Regions from separate parts of the Homo sapiens genome. Here regions 1 and 2 are each linked to region 3. The links are chromatin contacts, found by Hi-C in ENCODE. All regions are on one chromosome and are shown on one strand. Each heading gives the region's core, a stretch centred on a gene start or an enhancer-like site at or near the end of the contact. The rest is flanking DNA. Distances are from core to core; before and after follow the strand shown.

Evidence for each region. Hi-C counts contacts between places; a loop is a spot of excess contacts on that map. Pooled maps may share reads with other maps.
Region 1: a loop to region 3 is called in a pooled map, with 31 times the contacts of the local background. The contact joins the promoter of THRAP3 here to the promoter of PSMB2 in region 3. A Hi-C loop is called at or near these places in 2 of 37 single-sample maps with no recorded cell type and 8 of 50 pooled maps.
Region 2: a loop to region 3 is called in a map of ascending aorta, with 3 times the contacts of the local background. The contact joins the promoter of OSCP1 here to the promoter of PSMB2 in region 3. A Hi-C loop is called at or near these places in 3 of 168 maps with a recorded cell type or tissue (CD4-positive, alpha-beta T cell, CD8-positive, alpha-beta T cell and ascending aorta) and 13 of 50 pooled maps.

Annotation. Positions count from the first base shown.
Region 1 is chr1:36,221,608-36,225,803 of GRCh38, forward strand. THRAP3 (thyroid hormone receptor associated protein 3) reads left to right here and starts at 2,836. Exons shown (of 12, transcript NM_005119.4): 1 at 2,836-2,898. RefSeq lists enhancers at 1,633-1,802, 2,013-2,312, 2,226-2,753, 2,713-2,922, 2,754-3,282 and a silencer at 2,463-2,582.
Region 2 is chr1:36,448,967-36,452,927 of GRCh38, forward strand. OSCP1 (organic solute carrier partner 1) reads right to left here and starts at 1,485. Exons shown (of 10, transcript NM_145047.5): 1 at 1,292-1,485. The coding sequence starts at 1,403. It overlaps LOC107984940 (a long non-coding RNA gene), which reads left to right. Exons shown (of 3, transcript XR_001737976.2): 3 at 492-599. RefSeq lists a silencer at 1,611-1,880.
Region 3 is chr1:35,640,106-35,644,692 of GRCh38, forward strand. It overlaps PSMB2 (proteasome 20S subunit beta 2), which reads right to left and starts at 1,421. Exons shown (of 6, transcript NM_002794.5): 1 at 1,237-1,421. The coding sequence starts at 1,327. RefSeq lists enhancers at 396-1,361, 1,150-1,609, 1,362-2,326.

The DNA.
Region 1 (4,196 bases), core at 1,586-4,085, 580 kb after region 3:
AGTTTTGCTCTTGTTGCCCAGGCTGGAGTGCAATGGCGCGATCTAAGCTCACTGCAACCTCCGCCTCTTGGGTTCAAGCGATTCTCGTGCCTCAACATCCCGAGTAGCTGGGATTACAGGCATGTGCCACCACGCCCAGCTAATTCTTTTGTATTTTTAGTAGCGACGGAGTTTCACCGTGTTGGTCAGGCTGGTCTTGAACTTTTTTTTTTTTTTTTTGAGACGGAGTTTTGCTCTTGTTACTCAGGCTGGAGTGCAGTGGCACGATCTCGGCTCACCGCAACCTCTGCCTTCTGGGTTCAAGCGATTCTCCTGCCTCAGCTTTCTGAATAGCTGGGATTACAGGTGCCCGCCAGCATGCCCAGCTAATTTTTTGTATTTTTAGTAGAGACCAGGGTTTCATCATGTTGGCCAGGCTGGTCTTGAACTCCTGACCTCAGGTGATTCACCAGCCTCGCCCTCCCCAAGTGCAGGGATTACAGGCGTGAGCCACTGCGCCTGGCCTTGGTCTCAAACTTCTGACCTCAGGTTATCCACCCGCCTTGGCCTCCCAGTGTTGGGATTACAGGTGTGAGCCACCACGCCAGGCTGACAGCATTTTTAAGTAATATTCTTTATTAAAGTATATATATTTTAGGTCATAACACTAGTGCACACAATAGACTACAGTATGATGTAAACATACTATATAACTTTAATATGCACTGGGAAACTTGGACTAACCTTACTGCAATCTTTGCTTTATTGTGGTGTTCTGGAACTGAACCTGCAATATTTGAGATATGCCTGTATTTCTTTTTTTCTTTTCTTTTTTTTTGAGACGGAGTCTTGCTCTGTCGCCCAGGCTGGAGTGCAGTGGCATGATCTCGGCTCACTGCAACCTCCACCTCCTGGGTTCAAGCGATTCTCCTGTCTCAGCCTCCTGAGTAGCTGGGATTACAGGTGCCCACCACCACGCCCGGCTAATCTGTAGTATTTTTAGTAGAGAACGGGTTTCGCCATGTTGGCTGGGCTGATCACGAACTCCTGACCTCAGGTGAGCTGCCCGCCTCGGTTCTCCCAAAGCGTTGGGATTACCGGCGTGAGCCACCGCGCCCGGCCTATGCCTGTATTTCTTAAAAGGGGAGCCAAAATTATGTATTTTGGTATCCATCTAGTTTACTACCGTGTTCCCAGTATTTTACACTGGGCATTGTATACAGTAGACACCCAGAAAATCTTTGAATTTAAAATTACATTGGTTCAGCCCCGTGGCTCACGCCTGTAATCCCAGCACTTTGGAAGGCCGAGGCAGGTGGATCACTTGAGGTCAGGAGTCTGATACCAGCTTGGCCAACGTGGCGAAACCCCGTCTCCACAAAAAGTAGAAAAATTAGCCGGGTGGTGGCATATGCCCGTAAAATCAGCTACTCAGGAGGCTTAGGCAGGAGAATCGCTTGAACCTGGGAGGCAGATGTTGCAGTGACCCAAAATCGCACCACTGCCCTCCAGCCTGGGCGACATAGGGAGAATCTCAATAAATAAATAAATAAATAAATAAAAATAAAATCAATTAAATTAGAACGTTTTAAGAAGCACTGCGCAGTACGTCGACCACAAGAAGTGCTCAAAGAAGGAAGAAAGAGTAAGCCGTGTGCAAGGAATGCTGCCGAAGCCACTAAGGGCAAGGGCTGATGTGGCGTGGTCTGCTACTTGAGTTGAGCCTTGCAGCTTTTCTCTTAGGAAGAGCATTAGATTTCTTTATTAATTGATGTGTACTGTGTCTACTTTTCTCTGGAGGTGCAGAAATCCATCAAAACTGATCTCGGCTCTCAAAGAGCTCACAGTCTTGTCGGGGAAGGCCCCGATACTTACAGAGTAAGATGCAAACTTACTGTGGGAACACAGGCATAGGGAGGAGCTAGTCAACTTTGAAAGCATCACAGATGACCTATGAGATGGGTCTTAAATGTTCAGAGACACTAGAGCAGAAATTCCGGAGGAAACCAGCCTGTGCAAAACTGATAAACGCAGAGATTCTCAAATTTGTAGGTGGGTAAGAATCACCCGAGAGATCGGTTTAAAATGTAGACTGCAGGGAGACACTCCCCGGTAAACTTTTGGTTCAATACCCCAGTAGCACCCATTTTAACAAACTTCCCAGGACGACAGTCAGAAAATCATAGTTACAGAAGGCAGGCTGGGGAGAGGCGGTTTCTGGGTCTCCGAATGAGGTCACACAATTAAAATTAAAAAAACGAAACCAAACCAACCCCTCCATTTGCGTTGCGCTTTCAGGGTGCTTGAGGCTTTCCTGTGCCTTACTTTGTCGGAGCCTGGCAACATCGCTGTGGGGTAGAAATTACAAGTCTCATTTCACAGGGGAGGAAACAAGTTTAGAGAGGAGGGATGAATTTGCTCAAGGTCACAAAGCGGAAGGGAGCGCAGCAGAGACCAAAAACAGGGAGACTCGACTTCCAACTCGGAAGCTTTTCAACAAGGCAAGCTGGCCCGGAGTGGGTGGGGCTCAGACTCTCCCTCCAGGCTGGTTCCAAAATGGTGGGGGCAGTGGCGTCAGCAACGCCCCCGCCCCTTCCGTCCACCGCCCTCCTCCATCTCCAGGCCACCCAGGCGGGGGGAGGGGACGGCCCCGAGCAACCCACGTGACCGCCGACAACCGAGCGCGTGACGCAAAGCGGCGGGCCCAACGCTCGCCTTGTCTTTTGGGAAACGTAGTTCTGATGGCAGCCAAGTCGGCCAGGAGAGGAGGGCGTAGGACTACATTTCCCAGGAGGCAGCGGGTCTACGCCGTCGCCGTCGTCGGAGAGCGGAGACGCTGGGCGCGCTGTGGGGCGGGGGCGAGGTTCGGGCTGGTTGTTCCGTTGCGAGCTGCAGCTGCGATCTCTGTGGTAGGCCCAGGTGAGTGAGCGCCTCTGATGGAAGTTAGGGCAGCTTAACCGGCTCTAGTGGTTTCGTCTCTTATCTTTTTTCCCCAGCTGCTGGTCAGGGGCTCGGGGAAGGCCTGGCGTGGAGTCGCTCCCCCCAGCTTACACCCTGGCCTCTTCTGAGCGGGCTCCGTTCCCTCCGGCTCCTCCCCTTCCCCGCCCTTTAGGTCTTCCCCTGGCCCCGGCCTAGCTCCCAAGGCTCTTGGTCGCCTTCTCTGCAGAGCAGCTCCTACGCCGCTTTATCTTGCAGTCGGCCTGGGGGCGGCCACTCCCTACTCCTCCCGTTTTGGTCGTATGAACCCCGTTATTTGGATTTCTTTTCCCGGAACTCCCGAGTGCCCTTCCCCCCACCCAGTCCCCATTGGCCTGGTTCGGTCTTCTCCTAGGGCGCATGTGGCTGCCACTCAGTAAATGTTAGTACCGCTTCCGTTCTTTCCAGCCTGGTGGCCAAAAACGGGATAGTCCAAATTTGTCTCCTACGGGAATATTAGAGTTCTCACTTTTTTCTTGGGCTGGAGCTGAGGCCGGCTTGCATTCCAGTGGCAATCGGCGTGAGTTCTGCTTATATGAGGTGAATTATTTTGCTTCTCTTAGCACCTAAGCAACTTTTATCAACTGTTGTCTTTGACTTTACAAATCTTAGGGGTGGAGCATGGCAGCAGAAGCTGGGGAGCAGCAATGGTGCACAGAAGTTGGAAGCCATCAGTGGCAGTACAGTGTTTATGGGGAATTTGTTACTTGGGGTGAAGGGAAAGCCTCTGAGAGTATAGAAGGACCTGGCAAGAGAGAGGCAGTGAAGCTTCTGTTGGGAGCATAACAGAAGTATCCTGAACCAGTTGGCTTGGGTTTAAATCTTGGCCCTGCTATCTTTTGATCTTAGGTCAAGAGTCTTCATCTCCAGCTGCCTCAGTTTTCTTATCACTAAAACAGCAGTAAGTAACAGTGACCCCTTTACAGGGTTATTGTGGAGACTAAATGAGATAAAATAAAAATCACTTAGCCACTGTTAAAAAGTAATATCATCATTTATAGGTTTTTTTTTTAGAGTGTGCGCCGAGAGAGATGAGGCGTGTATCACACCGTTATTTTTCTTCTGTTTCAGATGACCCTGACTTTTTTCGTTTGTGGAAGTACTGTTGTAGTCTGTTCTGTAATTCTAGACAGTCTGACGTGTGTATTATGATTTAGAAGCTTGTTAAATAGCCAAAACCGGCTCCTGCCATGAACAACTTGTGGAGCAAATCGGGCTCAGTTTGTTCTTTGCCGGGAGAT
Region 2 (3,961 bases), core at 235-2,734, 810 kb after region 3:
TGTGCAGAATGAATGGAGGGGGTATGTTATAGGGAGTTATTTTTAGCTCTTTATGCATGGACTTGCACTCAGTCACACACACACAATAGTTAATATCTGAATATGTATGCTTAGCATCTGAATATGTATGTTGAACATCAATTGAGCATACAAAGATTAATGGAGAGAATGTTTTAATTGGCGGCCATGTCAATTGCCTTTTCAACTTTTCCTCCTCCACTTTGAAATATAATATTTCCTTCATACTTAATCCTAGGAAATTTGGTATAAGCAAGTTGTTTGCCGAGAAGGGAGGAAAAGAGGAAAAGGAACAGAGTGGCAGAGTGTTCTGAGTCGTCATTTTTCTGGGGATTAGTGTGGTGTCCATGGGAGGCAGATTTTGCATTTTCGAAGCTCTCATATAATTATTTTCACAATTGTATTCCCCTCCAACACTTGTGAGGAGATTTATAACTTTCTTATTTTTTTCATATTTATCTATATTATTTTAGAACACCAAATTTCTAGAAATACTTCTGAGATGAGTAAGACCAATCTCCAGCTTATGTGGGAAGATACTACCATAAAGAAATTAAGAATCTGAACCTGGGCTGGACGCGGTGGCTCACGCCTATAATCCCAGCACTTTGGGAGGCCGAGGGGGGCAGATCGTTTGAGTCCAGGAATTGAAGACCAGCCTGGGAAACATGGTGAAACCCCATCTCTACTAAAAATACAAAAATTAGCTGGGTGTGGTGGTGCATGCCTGTAATCCCAGCTACTTGGGAGGCTGAGGCACGAGAATCGCTGGAACCCAGGAGGCAGAGGTTGCAGTGAGCCGAGATCGTGCCACACACTCCAGCCTGGGCGACAGAGCGAGACCCTGTCTCAAAAAAAAAAAAAAAAAAAAAAAAAAAAAAAAATCAGAACCTGTTCCTTGGGGGTAAAGAGGATGCTTGGACTAGCAAGGGGTATGATACTAGATGGTGGGCAGCTGGGACTCCTACATTTGGAAGGCACTGATTGACAAGAGAGACTGGGAAATCACCTCTCCCATTTGAAGAGATGGGGAAATTAGGGAGGTCAGGCACCCTAGTGTCCACTGGGAGTATTAAGTTCCTCTGCTGTGAAAAAAGCTTTTGGGGGGATTTGACTCCCGAGGGGCTCCAAATGGATGTGGCTTGTAAGAAAGGTCCCTGGTTATAAGAGTGAAGTGTGTAGGGGTGCGGGTCTGGCTGTGGGTGTTAGGGCGATGATGAGAGGGCCGGGCTGCTGGCTGCGGGTCTGGCTGAGCGGGCCGGGGGCCTCTCACCTTTGCGGGCCTTGTCTCCCGGGATGTTCTGGGCCCGCAGCCGTTGGTCGAGGATGTAAAGCATCTCCCCGCCCAAGTTCAAGAAGAGCAGCGGTAGCGTCCGCACCGACATGGTGCTGGAAACGAGCTGGACTGGTGAAGAGCCCCGGGGTTCGGTAGCCAGTGGCCTGAAGGCCAGGCCGCAGCGTCCCAATAGTCCGGTTGCTGGGGCAACGCCGTGACGGGAAGAGCGAGCCAATCAGAAGGCGGTTTGGTGGGAGGTGCCCTGAAGACGGGAGCTAATTGGTCTGGGTGGTGGACCGTCCCGGGGGGATTGGTCCGAGCCAGAGGCCGGCGCGGCGTTGGGCGCGGCTGGGGAGCTGTGCTTCTGAGAGTAGGTTTCCCTCGAAAGGGCGAGGGCCGGGCCAGGGCTGGGGGTGGTCTCGACACAGCCAGCCCGGCGCTTGGGACCCCGGCCGCTGGCGCGGGGCCTCAGGTTCCTATAACAGAGGAAAGCCCAGGCAGAACGGCATTAGAGCAGGCTCGGGTCAGACGGACCTGGGTTGGAATCACGGCTCGTGATTTCTTGCTGTGTGACTTCGGGCAGGGTTTGAGCCTTGGCTTCCTCTTACGTAACATGGAGCTGGCACTCACATCACAGGGCGGCTGAGAGGAATCAGTCAGATCATGGAAAGGCCCCGAAAGCACTCAATAAAAATGGTAACTGACTTTTCTTTTAGACGAGGGAAGGATCAGAAGTCCTGAGTCGTTTGCATCGCCTCCCAAAAGTTTACTTGAAGTGAAGCCCCTCCTGGTTTCATACTCCATGAAGCAAACCAGTCCCGTCCGTCCCCGTGTGTCCAGTTCCCAGAGGATGCGCCTGGGGGCTCTGGGAAGTTCCCTCCTCGACGCTGTTCCGAAGGCCTCCCAACCATTTCTTTTTTCTTTTTTTTTTTTTTTTGAGACGGATTTTGCCCTTGTCGCTCAGGCTGGAGTGCAGTGGCGCCATCTCGGCTCATTGCAACTTCCGCCTTCAGGGTTCAAGCGATTCTCCTGCCTCAGCCTCCCGAGTAGCTGGGATTACAGGCGCCCGCCACCATGCCCGGCTAATTTTTGTATTTTTAGTAGAGACGGGGTTTCACCATGTTGGCCAGGCTGGTCTGGAACTCCTGACCTCAGGTGATCTGCCCGCCTGGGCCTCCCAAAGTGCTGAGATTACAGGCGTGAGCTATCACGCCCGGCCCCAACCATTTCTCTTTGAGGGCAGCGACTCCCTTCCTTACCTCCATCTTAAGCTCCAGGATTACTTTTTGCCATCTGCTGTATATTTTTACTCTGATGAACAACCATTTCTGTAAATTTCAGTACTTCCAAAACCTACTAATTATCTTTCCCTCCAGCTACTCAAACTTGAAACTTGGGCCTTGGCTTCCAAATCTGTTTCCCAGGGTCTTTTATCAGTCATCATATTATGCTTTTTCCTCCAACACCTTTCTTACATTCATCCCTTCATTTGTTTTTCTGTCTGCATTGCTATGTTCCTCTGTATCACTGTTCTTTTCTCTCTTCTACCTTGCACTGGCTGCTAAGCTAAATGTCAGAAGACATCACTTTTTTTTTTTTGAGATGGAGTTTCACTCTTGTCGCGCAGGCTGGTGTGCAATGGCACGATCTCGGCTTACTGCAACCTCCGCCTCCTGGTTTCAAGCGATTCTTCTGCCTCAGCCTCCTGAGTAAGCTGGGATTACAGGCATGGACCAGGGCACCATGCCCGGCTAATTTTGTATTTTTAGTAGAGATGGGGTTTCACCATGTTGGCCAGGCTGGTCTCGAACTCCTGACCTCAGGTGATCTGCCCGCCTCGGCCTCCCAAAGTGTTGGGATTACAGGCATGAGCCACTGCGCCCGGCCAGCATCACTGTCAACATGACACATCCCTTCAGTGGTTTCCTACTCTTTGCCAGATCACAGTCTAGATGCCTTGGCATGGCATTCCAGGCTCTCCACAGGCTCCAGCTACCTTTTTTTTTTTTTTTTTTTTAAAGAGATAGGGGTCTTACTTTGTTGCCCAAGGTTGGAATGCAGTGGCACCCTGGTGGCTCACTGCAGCCTAGAACTCCTAGCCTCAAGTGATTCTTCCACCTCAGACTCCTTAGTTGTTGGGATTTCAGGTGAGAGCCACCATACCCGGCCAACTACCTTTTTAAAGCCATCTCCTGCACCTGGCCACCTCCTCTCCCCCAGTCCAGTTGAACTTGTCAGCAGGCTGCCTCTTCCTCATTACCACACCACTGAAAAGTCTTGTCCTGCCATAACTGAGCCCAAGTCCTTCCCATATTAACATTCTCCTTCCATCCCTGCTAGTCTGTTTTCCTTCCTTTCCTTCCCAGTGAAGTGTTTTGAACGAGTTGACAACACTCACAACTGGAACCTCCTTAACATCCTCACTCCCCACCTCATTGCAACTGGTATTATGCTCCCTGAACCCCACTGAAACTGCTTCACCATGAATACTTTTTGGTCCTTCCCTTAACTGATATCTCAGCATCAGGACTATACAGTATCCCATGGCTGGCAGCCCAAGGCTTTGTTTAATTTGGTTATTTTGCCTGCTCTGTGCTCTGTTTTAAAAGGGAATACAGGCCAGGCGCAGTGGCTCACACCTGTAATCCCTGCACTTTGGGAGGCCAA
Region 3 (4,587 bases), core at 171-2,670:
ATACTAAATTACTCAATACATAATTTTAAGAAGATTTTGGTTGTTTTTCTGCAGAATCTAAGTTTGTTTTCCTTAACTGATCAAAGACGTGCTACTGTTGAAAAAGTATTAAGCTTTGGTTCAGATGACTTAATGGTCATTTGACAAATATGTTTGGGCACCTACGTACACTTAGTATTATTAAGTACCTGCCTAGTGCTAAGGATTTGCACATAACTCATTTACTAAATCCTCCCGACAAGTTTGTGAGTTTGGTATTGCTAATCTTAAAGATGAGGAAATCTGGGCACTGCAAAATAACTTATACAAACTCATAAGGCAAATAAATGACAGGGCTCCAATCTCTTAACTCCATTAACTACTTAAATATAAGGAAAACCTGGCAGCCATTGCTCTGGAAAACTGGAAAAGAAGAATCGGGAGCCACGGGAAGAAGGAAAATGCCAAGCTTCTGGTCCCACAGTCTCACTCTCCCCAGGATCCCACCTTATGCCGCCAACAAACTAACCTCATTACTAGCGACACCAGGAAACTTATCAGAGATTCGGGGATCTAGAGAGCCAGTCCCACAGTCTCACTCTCCTCAGGATCCCACCTTATGCCGCCAACAAACTAACCTCATTACTAGCGACACCAGGAAACTTATCAGAGATTCGGGGATCTAGAGAGCCAGGCTCTGGGCAGGCGCTTAAACATTTATAAACTGATTCCCTTTAGGCAACTCTCACCAAGCAAGAAGCATTTAGCGAAGGCCAGAGCAGAGCACTGACCCAGGAGCCCTGGAGGAGCAAATGCCAAGGTCCCAGACCTGTCTGCCTGTTTCGCCTGTAATCCCAGCACTTTGGAAGGCCGAGACGGGCGGATCTCCTGAGGTCGGGAGTTCGAGACCAGCCTGACCAATATGGAGAAATCCACATCTCTACTAATAATACAAAAATTAGCCAGGCGTGGTGGCGCATATCTGTTCCCAGCTACTCGGGAGGCTGAGGCACGAGAATCGCTTGAACCCGGGAGACAAAGACTGTGCTAAGCCGAGATCGCGCCATTGCACTCCGGCCTGGACAACAAGAGCGAAACCCCTCTCGAAAAAATAAATAAATAAATAAAATAAGTACGGGCAGGGCAGGCCGGCTTCCATCTCTCAGATCCTCCCTGGTACTTATTCAACCCCCGACAAACTCCTTCTGGCCGCTCCTACACCCCAGGCCTGGCCGGGCCTCCCCTGCTTCCTCTCACCGTCCTTCATCTGGACAATATTGCTGGCGGCCACCCGGTCGGAGGCGACAAGAACATAGTCGGGGCCTTGGATACCGATGAGGTACTCCATGGTGGCGGAAGGCCAGGGGCTGCAGGTCCGACACAGCACGAGACTCGCCCGCTTCCAGGTCTCACCGGTGAGACAGCACCTCAGAGCGAAGATTGGCGCGACGCCTGCAGCACGACTTCCACGGCGCTCTCGGATGACGTACAACTGTCGCGAGAGGTTGCAAAGCGGGCGCGGCGCCGGGTGCCTTATGTTCAGTGCTTGTCTCTGGGATCGTACGGGTCTCCTCCGGAGCAGGCTGTGCAGGTCACTTGCCTTATGTGACGCCCAGTTTCTCTGTTTACACACTAAGATTTTAAAAGTGGCTTTAGGATAAAATCACGCAGTGTATGTAAGGTGCCGAGCACGTGTGGGTGTCAAAAAGGGGTAGGTAGCCAGGCAGCCGTTTCCCTACGTTGCTCGGTAAAATCTCCCCAGAAACCCCTTTCCTGCAAGCCAGATTGGAGAAAAATTAACTTGAGGGGAGCCTTACTTCCATCCTTCACAAAAATAGTATATGGTTGGATTAAAGATATAAGCATGGCCGGGCGCAGTGGCTCACGCCTGTAATCCCAGCACTTTGGGAGGCCAAGGCAGGCGGATCACCTGAGCTTGGGAGTTCGAGACCAGCCTGACCAATATGGAGAAACCCCGTCTCTACTAAAAATACAAAATTAGCTGGGCGTGGTGGCGCATGCCTGTAATCCCAGCTACTCTGGAGGCTGAGACAGAGAATCGCTTGATCCCTGGAGGCGGAGGTTGCGGTGAGCACTCCAGCCTGGGCAACAAAAGCGAAACTCCGTCTCAAAAAAAAAAAAAAAAAAAAAAAAAAAAAAAAAAAAAAAAAAAAGAGAGGGAGAGAGATACAAACATGGAAGAAAAAGTAGAAAAATATTTCTGTAATTTTTGGAAGAGATGTGTTTCTAAGCTTGACAGGGAACCCAGAAGCAATATGAGAAAAGACTTGACAGATTTGACTACCTAAAATTACACGTCTCTATGTGGTGAAAGTCATTATCATGCTCAACAGTAAATGTAAATTGGGAATGTTTCAATTGTAGAAATAGTTACTATTTTGGACCTTATAGACAGAAGAAAGGAAAAAGTTAATATCTATAACTTAAAAGATATTCCTACAAACCAATGGGAGGGGAGCCGGGTGAGACAATACCATTTTTAAAAGACCCGGCAGGGCACGGGGGCGGATCAAGAGGTCGGGAGTTCGAGAACAGCCTGGCCAATATGGTGAAACCCCGTCCCTACTAAAAATACAAAAAATTAGTTGGGCGTGGTGGCAGGCGCCTGTACTACTCCGGAGGCTGAAGCAGGAGAATTGCTTGAACCTAGGAGGCGGAGATTGCAGTGAGCCGAGATAGCGCCCCTCCACTCCAGCCTGTGCAACAGAGAGACTCCATCTCAAAAAAAAAAATAAAAAATAAAAAAAGACCAAAGACTAAGAAAAACAATTCACAAAAGAAGCAACACGAATGGCCAATAAACATGAAAAGATCCTCAACCTTGATGGTAATTAGGAAAATGGGAAATAAGAAACAATGAGAAAGTATAAATTGGGGGTAAGGTTCTAAGTTGTACAACCTTTTTATAGAGAACAATTTTAATATCTGTTAAATATGCATAACCTTTTGAATATGTCCAAAAGAAATGTTTGGACACACAGTCCAAATATTTGTGTACCGAGATACTCAGTGTTGCCAGGGGCAGTGGCTCACGCCAGTAATCCTAGCACTTTGGGAGGCCAAGACGAGCGGATCACGAGTTCAGGAGTTCGAGACCAGCCTGGCCAACATGATGAAACCCCGTCTCTACTAAAAATACCAAAATTAGCTGGGCGTGGTGGTGCGGCACCTGTAATCCCAGCTACTGGGGAGGCCAAGGCAAGAGAATCGCTTGAACCCGGGAGGCAGAGGTTGCAGTGAGCCAAGATCACACCATTACACTCCAGCCTGGGCAACAGAGCAAGACTCTCTCTCAAAAAAAAAAAAAAAAGAGAGAGAGATATTTAGTGTTGCAGCACTACAACACAAAAGAGGACCAACTTACGTGTCTAAAAGTGGAGACATTGTTGGGCCGGGTGTGGTGGCTCATGCCTGTAATCCCATCACTTTGGAAGGCCAAGGTAGGTGGATCACGTGAGGTGAGGAGTTCGAGACCAGCCTGACCAACATGGTGAAACCCGGTCTCTACTAAATACAAAAAATTAGCCGGGCGAGGTGGCAGGCGCCTGTAATCCCAGCCACTTCAAGAGGTTGAGGCAGGAGAATCGCTTGAACCTGGGAGACAGAGGTTACAGTGAGCTGAGATCGTGCCACTGCACTCCAGCCTGGGCAACAAGGGCAAAACTCTGTCTCAAAAAAAAAAAAAATGTAGTACAGTCATAGTGGAATATTGTGCACCCATAAAAAGAATGAGATGAATCTAAATATACCTATATATTCCATGGCCCAAGATACATTAAGTGAAAGTAAAAATGCTTTTTTATATGTAGCCTGATGCCATTTTGTTTAACTATGAATATTTGAATATGAATGGAATACCTGTAAATACCTGTTTACAGGTATTCTAGTGTCAAATTATTTGCATTTATTACCCTGGTGAGTGTAATTTGAAGGGAGAACTTTCACTTTTTATTTTATACACATGGGTATTGTTTGAATGTTTTACAGTGCTCATGTACTATTTGTATTTTTTCTAATAGAAAAAAAAACAGCCATCCCTTTATATCTTGAAGCAATTCTGAAAAAAAGGTGAAATATTTCTTGATTGGGTTTCTGACATCCACAACTGAGTCTTCATACTAGCTTATTGAGAAATGGGAAACGAGTTGCAGTTGTATCTCCAAACACAACTATGCAATTCGTTTGTCTCTGCAGAAATTGTAATACTTTATTCTGAATGTTTCTTCCAGCTCCCTGCACATAAAGGAACACAGAGCCTGAGGAGTTTGAGGCAGCCTATCAATCATGGGATGGATGCCAGGGGCAAGTGAGGTCATTAAGTCAACCATCCACTATGAACACAGCTGCATCCATCACTCTAGAAAGATTGTTTTCTTAAATACCACTTGGAGGGGGGAGGTCTCTCTCTCTCTCTCTCTCATCCTCATTGTGTGTGTTTGTGTGTTTTTTTAATTGCAAAAAGTACATAGTTATACTATATATACACACATACACAAACAATATAGAAGAAACAAAGAGTTAAATACCTTTCCTTCCGCCAAAGGTAACCACCCACTGAATGTCTGTATCCTTCCAGACTTTTCCTTT